Regions from separate parts of the Homo sapiens genome. Here region 1 is linked to region 2. Evidence: chromatin loops called from intact Hi-C (ENCODE). Cell type or tissue: IMR-90. All regions are shown on one strand.

Evidence for each region. Hi-C counts contacts between places; a loop is a spot of excess contacts. Peaks named below come from ENCODE experiments on the same cell type or tissue, not always from the same donor. Only the 100,000 strongest peaks of a DNase experiment are listed, where the experiment ranks them.
Region 1: a loop joins it to region 2, with 2.3 times the contacts of the local background. A loop is called at or near these places in 6 of 110 quality-filtered maps.

What each region holds. Positions count from the first base shown.
Region 1 is chr15:99,303,353-99,308,352 of GRCh38, forward strand. All of the region lies in intron 5 of LRRC28 (leucine rich repeat containing 28), which reads left to right. Among named protein-coding and RNA genes, the nearest start is that of LRRC28, 54 kb to the left of the region's middle. In IMR-90, no CTCF peak of the experiment used is centred here; a DNase peak (open chromatin) is centred at 2,949; H3K4me3 peaks cover 518 bases; H3K27ac peaks cover 438 bases.
Region 2 is chr15:99,369,275-99,374,274 of GRCh38, forward strand. The region is part of intron 9 of LRRC28 (leucine rich repeat containing 28); the gene reads left to right. Among named protein-coding and RNA genes, the nearest start is that of LINC02244, 31 kb to the right of the region's middle. RefSeq lists an enhancer at 2,472-2,531. In IMR-90, a CTCF peak has its summit at 2,437; no DNase peak of the experiment used is centred here.

The DNA.
Region 1 (5,000 bases), 66 kb before region 2:
AGAGTTCTTTATGTATACTGGTGTTAATGGATAATTTTCATAAAAAAGCTAAGATCGTGATGCCCATACAGATATAAAAAATTTAAAATGTGGCAAAGCTTTTATTTAACTTATTAATGAGTAAATTGATAAGGTGTTATAACAAGTTCAAGGAGAATCCCTAGAACACACACATTCATAGATCAAGAATATAAAAACGGCCTGGGCACGGTGGCTCATGCCTACAATCCTAGCACTTTGGGAGGCCGAGGTGGGAGGATCACTTGAGGTCAGGAGTTTGAGATCAGCCTGGCCAACATGGTGAAACTCCGTCTCTACTAAAAATACAAAAATTAGCTGGGCGTGGTGGTGCATGCCTGTAATCCCAGCTACTCAGGAGGCTGAGGCAGGAGAATCGCATGAATCCGGGAGGTGGAGGTTGCAGTGAGATGAGATCTCGCTATTGCACTCCAGCCTGGGGGACAAGAGTAAAACTCCATTGCAAAAAAAAAAAGAATATAAATGAATATTCAAATGGAGGCAAAGCTAGTTTTCTCAACAAAGACAGAGCATTGTCCCCCCCACTGGATGTAATTTATGTATGTGTTTATAAACAAGAATTGTTTACATTGTTATCAGTTATCTGTAGTTTACAGAATTGTAAAATTGCTGTCAGAGACTCAGTATCAGATAACCTGTACGGATATACTAGGGACCGAGGTTAGAAAACTCTGACCTGTGGGCCAAGTCTAGCACTTCATCTGATTTAGTAAATAAAGTTTTTTTGGAATACAGCCATGTCCATTCGTTTACATATTGTCTCTGGCTGCTTTTATGCTGCAGTGGCAGAGTTGAGTAGTTGTGACAATGACCATATGGTTTGCAAAAACGATTTACATAAATAGCCCTTTACAGCAAGGTTGTCAACTTTTGTCAACCCCTGTGATTATCTGGATACAAGTCATTTATCAGATATATGATTTGCAAATATTTTTTCTCAGTCTGCGGTTTGTGTATTTTTTTAATTGGGGTGTCTTTTGAAGAGCAAAACTTATTTTTCCTTTTTCCGGCACTCCATTCATTTATATATATTCCTTTTCTTTTTTCTTTTTTTTTCAAGACAGGGTCTTACTCTGTCACCCAGGCTGGGGTGCAGTGATGTGATCTCCGCTCACTGCAACCTCTGCCTCCTGGGTTAAAGTGATTCTTGTGCCTCAGTCTCCTGAGTAGCTGGGATTACAGGTGTGCACCAACACGCCCGGCTCATTTATTTATTTATTTATTTTTGTATTTTTAGTAGAGACGGGGTTTCACCGTGTTGGCCAGGCTGGTCTTGAACTCCTGACCTCAAGTGACCCACCTGCCTGTGCCTCTCAAAGTGCTGGGATTACAGGCATGAGCCACCGTGCCCAGCCTTATATATATTTCTTTATGTGTGTATAGGTAGCAATGTTAACAAGAATGAGGGTCTGAAAGACTATTTATTAAAGTGATCTATGGGGATCACGACCCTATTCAGTATAATTTTTAATCATTTGATCTATTTCTTGCTTTTATTTTTATTTATGTAAAAATACAGCTTTAGCCTTGCTTCTCTCATTTTGTTGGGCCTCCACAACAATGTGCCTCTTTTCAACAATATAGGGAGATACTTGAGACTGTGTGGCCCACCCCAATCTTGTGGACCTGCTCGCGTGCATCACTGATGGCCAGATCTTAGCGGTAGGAGTTGAGCCAAAGAAGTGAAAGGCTCTGGGTTTTGGCACACGTCAGATCAGCTAGGTGCCTTTTGCTGTGCTCTAGAGATCATATAAATACGTATATATAAAAGGAGACTAGATGAAGGCATGCCAACAGCCAGGATGGTTATTGGAAGAGTTCATCTCTCAGGATTTTTTATAAATGTGAATGAATTTTCTGTCTTGCTAAATGGTAGTAAATATTGTGAACAGCTTTTTAATATAGTCATGGTTGACAAGTCTTTCAGGGCTTTTACAGCGCTGAAACTTGGTTTAATTTTTCTGTAATTTCTAAACTCTGATATTTAAATACATAAATTATCTGTGTAAAGATGTAGATTTTCTAGCACATATTCATTTAATTTTTTATTTTACAGAACTAAAGTAAAATGAATGCTACTTTGAAATTAATTAAGAAAATGTTTATGATGTTTGAATTTAACAAAATGTTTATAAGAAAAAAGTATTTCTGATATCGCTAAAACTAAAATTCTAACACTTTCAGGATTCAAGCTTTAGCTTTCCATAAAATATCAGGGCTTGTTTATTTAAAGAATGTTAATTAATAGCTACTATCTTTTTTTAAAAGCTCTATGATGTGCAAATTTGGGGTCAGTAAAATTTGGAAAGAGGAATATTATGTATTTTTCCTTCTATATTTTTCTATCATTTATAAATTAATTTGAAAATAAAAACAGTGGCTTTGTTTTCTTGAAATCCTTCTTTGTGTTTCTCCACTCAAATCTCCTTGAATGTTCAAACTGAGCTCTACATAAAGTATGTTAGTATATATTTGTAAGAATTGTGATGCATAACTTCGCATTTCTCCTTCATCACTTAGAAAAAGAGGGCAGTATTTTAGTACCAGTCATTGAGAAATTAAGCCTTGAGTGGTAGTAGTTCATTTATTTTTAACAACATGATTAAGGCTATTCAGAAGAATACTTTTGTTAAACATTTGGATTTTTCCCTTTTGTCTTCATTTAATTATTTCTTAGTATTGCACAATATTAGGCTACATTGCCTTGGTATCTCTAATTAAAAATTAAATATCTTATAATGATATAGCTTTTAGGGAGACTTGCAGGCTAATGATGCCGAGGCATTTCTCTTTGCTGTTGTCCCAGACATTGCCCACTCGGTTTCCTAATTTAGTAACAGAAATAAAACTGTGCACGACTGGGCAGGTTTGGTATGCCGGCACCCTGCCAGGAAGCATGGGTTTCTTAAGCAAATGGACCGATGGGGATTTGAGGAAAACACAGATTATGTTACATGAGCTTTGCACTTTGCAAATCCCTAACTATTTAAAGGAACTCGGCTAACCCGCTGATACCTAAATAAAGTCAGTTTTGTTTAAACATACATACACACAAAATGATATATTGTTTCCTTTTCCAAAATTAAAAATTACCCTTCATATTTGTGTTTTTAATTTCACATTTTTTGTCAACGTTTAAAAGCTCTCTCTTGGTTAAGTAATGTATGAAAATTATTGTTAATTTTGTTAAATTCTTTTATGTATTTGTAATACCCTTCCATATAGCATAATAAAAGGAGTTGATAATGTACATATGCATTGTGCTTCTGTGTGAGGAAATGAAAGAAAGTTCTGGCAGGTTTTAAAAGAAGCCTAGTTTTATACCTTGGCTCTGGCACCAGCTTGGCTGAGTGACCTTGGTGCCTATTGTCTGTCCTGCACTGTGAGTGTCATGAGTGTTCTGTGTCACGCTAACACTTCAGGTTGGTCTGCAGCAGTTTCTTTGCTGAGTGTTTGAGCACGGGCTGCTTTCCTATCCACTGACATGTTTCCTTCTTGCTGGTGCGTCTTGTCTGGCACATCTTTGGTCCTTTTCGGGTCCATTGCCTCTGAGTTTGGAGAAGAGCCTTCAGCCCTGAGGATTAGCCTGCTGCTTTTCTCCTTCAAGCCATTACGTGTTTCTTCAGCGTCTGCCATTCATTGTCAGAATGGGGCCAGCTGTTCACTCTGGTGATCTTTGTTTAATTGCCATTAGACTGTATGTAAACACTGGGGGCAGGTAATTCTGAAGCATGTTTTCATTGAGAGAGAGAGTTTATCTCATCTTTTACTAGACTTTTGGCAGATAGAAATGAAGAATTCTAATACTTGGGACACTGTGGGTTGGGTAGGGAGAACGATACAGGGTGCAGGGTCCACATCATGCTTAAGGCAGCACTGGCTACAGTGCAGAACAAAGTGGATTTAATATAAACTGAAGTTGTCAAATCCCACGGACTTGAGGACCAGTAAGATTTCCCATCCCATAAATGCCATCCAAAAGTGTGAAAGAAAGAATACTAAACATCAAAAATTCTTAACTGAAGTGGTCAGAACATTACTAATCTTTGAAAATAGTTTTTAGAAAGATCTATTCCTCTCCTTTTGAATATCTGAATAAGGCAGATAGATGCCCAGTCCTAGCATCAGAGACCAAAGATTCTAATCCCGTTCATTCATTTTTTAAAATGTAAAAGTTGTTACATATAGAAAAGTTCTCAGACCAAAAGTATGTACTCAATAAATTTACCTTCTTCCTCATCTCATTTTTCTGCCTTCCCAGTTTATTTCTATCCTCTTAGAGTCCACACTCCATGAAGACTGGCTCATTGTTCCTCTGCCATTAGCCTTGCCTTTGTTTTCCTGACTTCCAACACTCATCTCAGTTTTAAAGCGAAACTAAAGATCCTGCAATTGAAAATCTTGTTAAGGTGCAATATGTTATACTTGTTAACAGTAAAGACTTAATTTTGTGTGACCTTGGTCACTGTGGATTCCATTCTGGATGTGAGGGGAAGTCACTGGTGGATTTTGAGCAGACGAGTCCTATGATCTCATTTAGGTTTAAAAGAATGACTCAGATAACTGTAAAGAGGGGCCAGTGATGAAAACTTAAACGAGGCGCCGACAACAAAAACTGAGACGAGTTAGGAATCTGCCAAAATAACCCCAGCAAGAAATGATGATGGCTTGCACTAGAGTGTTAGCAGAACTGTTGGTGAGAAGCAGTTGGATTTTAGTTTATTTAGTGCTTTATAATTTTCACAGTGTCTCACTCACTTTCTTTTACCAACAGGGCAGGTTTTATCCCTGGTTATAAATAAGAATTCTCGAGGCTCTGAGAGATTATGAATCTTACACAACGTGACTTAGTAAGGTAGAATCGAGACAATGCTAGGTCTTCTGATTCTCAGTAGTGTTTTTTCCAAGTCGTTAACATAAATACTTAATCTTTAAAAAAAAAGTCTGTTTCAAATATTTTA
Region 2 (5,000 bases):
CTTCCAGCCTCTATTCATTACTTCATGTCAAAGCCACTTCCACATTTTTAGGTATTTGTCACAGCAGCATCCCACTTCCTGATAGCAAAATTTCTCACATTGAAAGAGAGAGAATGACTGATTTTAAGAAATTGGCTCACACAATTGCAAAGGCTGGCGCGTTCAGAACTGGGGCAGACTGGCGGCCTGGACGTTGAGGTTAGAGTTGAAGTTGCAGTGTTGAGTCTGAATTCTGCGGGGCACCAGGCTGGAAACTTAGGCAGGGATTCTTTATTGCAGTCTTAGGGAGAATACCTTCTACTTTGTTGCTCTTAAGGCCTTCAACTAATTGGATGAGGCCCACCCACACTATGGAGGGTAATCTGCTCAACTCAGAGTGTACTGATTTAAATATTAATCATATCTTTAAAAAATGCCTTTACAGCAACAGCTAGGCTAGTATTTGACCAAACAAATGGGCTCCATAACCTAACCAAGTTGACACATAAAATTAACTAAAAGGTCTTACTTTAATCACCAGGGTATTTTGAGACAGGAACTGTAGGTAGGCCGGTAACCCAATGGTTCTTCCCATATTGCTGGGTTAAGCTTTAGCCATAACGGGTAGTACAGAGTGCATTCAGGCTTTATTGCTGTGTTATCTCTGCTTTTGTGTAATAAGCCATGGCGTGCAATGGAAGAACCAGTAGTCCTGGGGATAAAGAGATCTAGTTTGGAAGTTGAGCTATTTTACTTTTCTTAGTACTGTAAGATAGGTACTATCATTAAGTTGAATCATACAAGTCATATGCGTATGGTCCAACCTGTGATATCCCTTTTACAGGGCAAACAGGTACAGGAAGATTGCAAACTGGGCCAAGGTGTCATAGCAGAGCTGGGATTTGAACCCCAATAGTCTGGCTCCAAATCTGTGTTTTAGCCACTGTGCTGTTCAATTAGCTACTAAGTGGACCAGCATATTAGCATAGAGAAATCTCGAAATAAATAAACTTGTAAATAATGAGTTTAAATATACTTTCAACTCATAAACTCATAAATACAAAATTAAATATTCTCTAACATTATGAACAAGGTACTTTCGAAATATATGTGTATGTGTACGTATGTACATATACACACATGCACACGTGTGTGTGTGTATGGTTTGGGTGTTTGCACTAAAAAGTCCAGAAGGATGGAGCTCCAACTCTTTACTATGAGTATCTTGGGAAGGGGGGAATGTGGAGTTATGAGGTAGTCAGGTGGAAGGAGAACTTTCATTTTCAACTCCATATACTTGGGATATAATTTTACAAATCTACAAAACAATATTTGAAAAAAAATTATTTCTAGAGGCATTGAAAAAGCCCTTTGCCTAAAACTGTATACATATTAAAAAAGAAAAGGAAAGATTGTTATGGCAAATTTTTTTGTTCAATTACAAATGTTATTAAGCAAGTTACATAAAAGATTGCATAGTGTGATCCAGTCTTTGTCAAGCAATTATAGGTGTGAATATATGTGTATATCTATGTGCACATATATAGTAAATACATGCACATACACACATATTGAAACAATTGTGTATATATAGAAAAAGTCTTGGGAAGGACTCATACACCAAAGTAACAGTGGTTTCCTTTGAGTAGTGTTAAATTTTTGTAACAAACTGGTATTTGCTTTAGAAATTAAAAATATTTTTAATTATTAAAACATTAGTATGCCAAGTGCCTGTAATCCCAGCTACTGGGAGGCTGAGGCAGAATTGCTTGAACCTGGGAGACAGAGGTTGCAGTGAGCTGAGATCGCGCCACTGCACTCCAGGGTGGGTGACAGAGCAAGACTCTCTCAAAAACAAAAACAAAACATTAGTATGCCAATGGCTTCTTGTAAAAAAAATTTTCAGGTTACTTCCAAGTAACTCAAAAGACTCATCCTCTTGTTTATTAATTTATCCAGTTGGTTAGCAAACACACTTCGAACATCTACTGCCAGCCGGGTGCTGTGGTAGGTGAGGGCTCCATGGGCTTCAATCAGGCCACTTTCAAGCTCAGATTTACATAGCTTGGTTCTTTCAGGAATTCTTGGTCTTCTGGGCCGGAGTGATTCTATGAGAGTGCCACATGTCTGAGTGATTGTTGTGCCTTGAGGTAAAGACCTGTTTGTTAGAGGGCCTGCAAAACTGACTTGGTCTTACAGTTTCCTTTTGTCTTTCAAAACAACTAATACTCCCTTCTCCCACTCACTAGTAGTTTATTTTTAAAATAAGCTCTTTTATATAATTCTTATCTGGTTTCCTCACTTATGAAATGTTTCATATTTCCTTACCCTTGCTTTTTGTGGCTATTGCTTCTTTGAAGCCAAGTAATATCAGTCACACCAACATTATTTGCATACTCATTTTGGGGATTTTGTTTTTCCTTTTGGCAGAAGCCTATTCGTTGGCACCCTCTTAAGGTGACTTATGAAATTTCCCACAAGTGAAATAGTCTTCAAAAATTTAAGTAAATTGTTCTTAGCTGTTTCTTCCTCCTTACAACATTCAAAAATTATTTGTTGACCATCTGTCATGGGCTGTGCTCTGCAGTAGGTACTGAAAATTCTGCTTTGACCCCACCACCTAATTCTTTTCTCATACATATCTCATTCCTAATGTCTAGGGCAATGACACAATCAAGAAAGAAGTCTGCTTGACATTTCTGTTTCTGTTTCTGCACACAGAATCTTCCCATGAGAGACAGTCACTACTAACATAAATGCAACAAGCAGATACAATATGTTATTAGATGATTCTTGAGTAAGTTAATATGTACACAAGCTCAGGATTTTAACTTTGTCTTATAAATACTATTTTTTCTTTTGGCTTGACTTCCTGTACGAGTCAAATATATGCTTTGTGTTTTTAATCAGGAAACATATTTGCAGAAAAAATCGCACATTTCTTATGATTTTTGTGGGCTCCAATATGTGCCAACAGCATTGTGATTCGTTCTTTTAAGGAATAGTGGTATTTCTGTATTTTAAAACCAAGCTGAAATGCTCTTTCTTCTGCCTTGCCTGTAAATATGCTCAAAGATTCTAAAGCAACAAATGTCATGTCTGATGTTCTTTGTAGAATTTATCAGCATCTTTTTCTTAACTGTAGAGCTTATTGCTTAGCTCAAAGTGTTTCCCCAGACCTCTGATGTCTCTGGTGCCACAGTTCTGGATTTTAAAGGACTTAACCAACATGAATCCATTCTTAAGGCAGCAGATTGGTTGGTGTACTTGTAATAACTCAGATTATTAATACAACAAGCAGATACAATATGTTATTAGATGAGTCTCCCAAAAGCAAATAAGTACACAGCCTTGGGATTTATTTGTTGCACAAATATGAAACCTCCAGGTTACTCCACCCCCGTGAGCTTCATAAGTAGTTAATGATGATCCAAAGGACATTATCCTTTAATGAGTGTAAATCCCGTATCTTCATGGAATTGAATGCTTTTGCTTGGGAGCTGTTTTAGTCCGTTCTTATGCTGCTGTGCAGAAATACCCAAGACTGGGTAATTCATAAAGGAAAGAGGTTTAATTGACTCACAGTTCCACATGGCTGAGGAGGCCTCAGGAAACTTAACAATCATGGCTCGAGGGGAAGCAAACATGTCCTTCACATGGCAGCAGGAGAGAGAACTGCTGAGCAAAGAGGGAAACGACCCTTATAAAACCATCAGATCTCATGAGAACTCACTCACTATCACGCAAACAGGAGCATGGGGGTAACCACCCCCCCATGATTTAATCACCTCCCACCGGGTCCTTCCCACGACACATGGGGATTATGGGAATTACAATTCAAGATGATATTTGGGTGGGGACGCAGCTAAACCATATGAGGAGCTTTATTTTTAAAAACTAAATGGCTGTGGTATGAAATGTATCCCTTGTATGAATGATTTGCATTTAACATAATTATCTTTTGCTCCTTGTGTTAAGTTTCATCAGCGAATCCCCCAAAATGCACTTTTTATGTCTGTGGTTCTTTTCAATTGTGATTTATTCAAATGTATACATCCTGGTGTAGCATAAAAATTATTGGAACTAGGGTTCTAACCAACTTCATTTTTTAAAAAAAATTATTTTTAAAATTTTTTTCATTTCTAATTTTTGTGGGTACATAGTAGATATATATATTTATGGGGTACTTGAGATGTTTGATACAGGCATGCAATGCATAATAATCACATCATGAAAATCACATTCCCTCAAGCATTTATTCTTTGTATTACTAACAATGCAATTATACAATTTTAGTTACTTTAAAATGCACAATTACTGACTGTAGTCACCCTGTTGTGCTATCAAATACTAGGTCTTATTCATTCTTTCTGATTACTTTTTGTACCCATTAACCGTTACCCAGCCAACTTTAATTTTTTAAAATTAGAGGTAATGCAAAAGTATCTAATAACTCAAAATTTACAGAATTTCCTGAGTTAAGAAAAAAATTCAAAAGTGATGCTTGCCTTTTCGCTTTCCTAAAGATGTCATTTGAAAACAAGTCTTCTGTTTTGATAAAGTTAAATTAATCCATTTCAATTTTATAGTAATGCTTTTTGTGTTCTAAGAAATCTTTACCTACCCCCAAGGTCATGAAGCCTATATAAATCTCTGTTAATATAATTGTATTATAATTCTCTGTTCCATTCACTTGATCTGTGTCTATCTCTTAGTCAATAGCAAACTGTCTTAATTACTATAGTTTAGATTATGGTAGGCCTTAATATCAGGTTGAGTGATACTTCTACTTTGCTTTTCCCTTTCAGGATTTTTTTAGCTATTCTAGGCCCTACACTTTTCCACTGATTTTTAGAATAAATTTATCTTTGTCTCCAAAAAGCCTTGTTGAGATTTTCATAAGAATTGCTTTAACTTTATAGATTAATTTGGAAACGGTTGACATATATGCTATGTTGAGTTTTCTAATGTATGAACATGATGCGTCTCTCCATTTATTTAGGTCTTTTACTTCTTTCGTC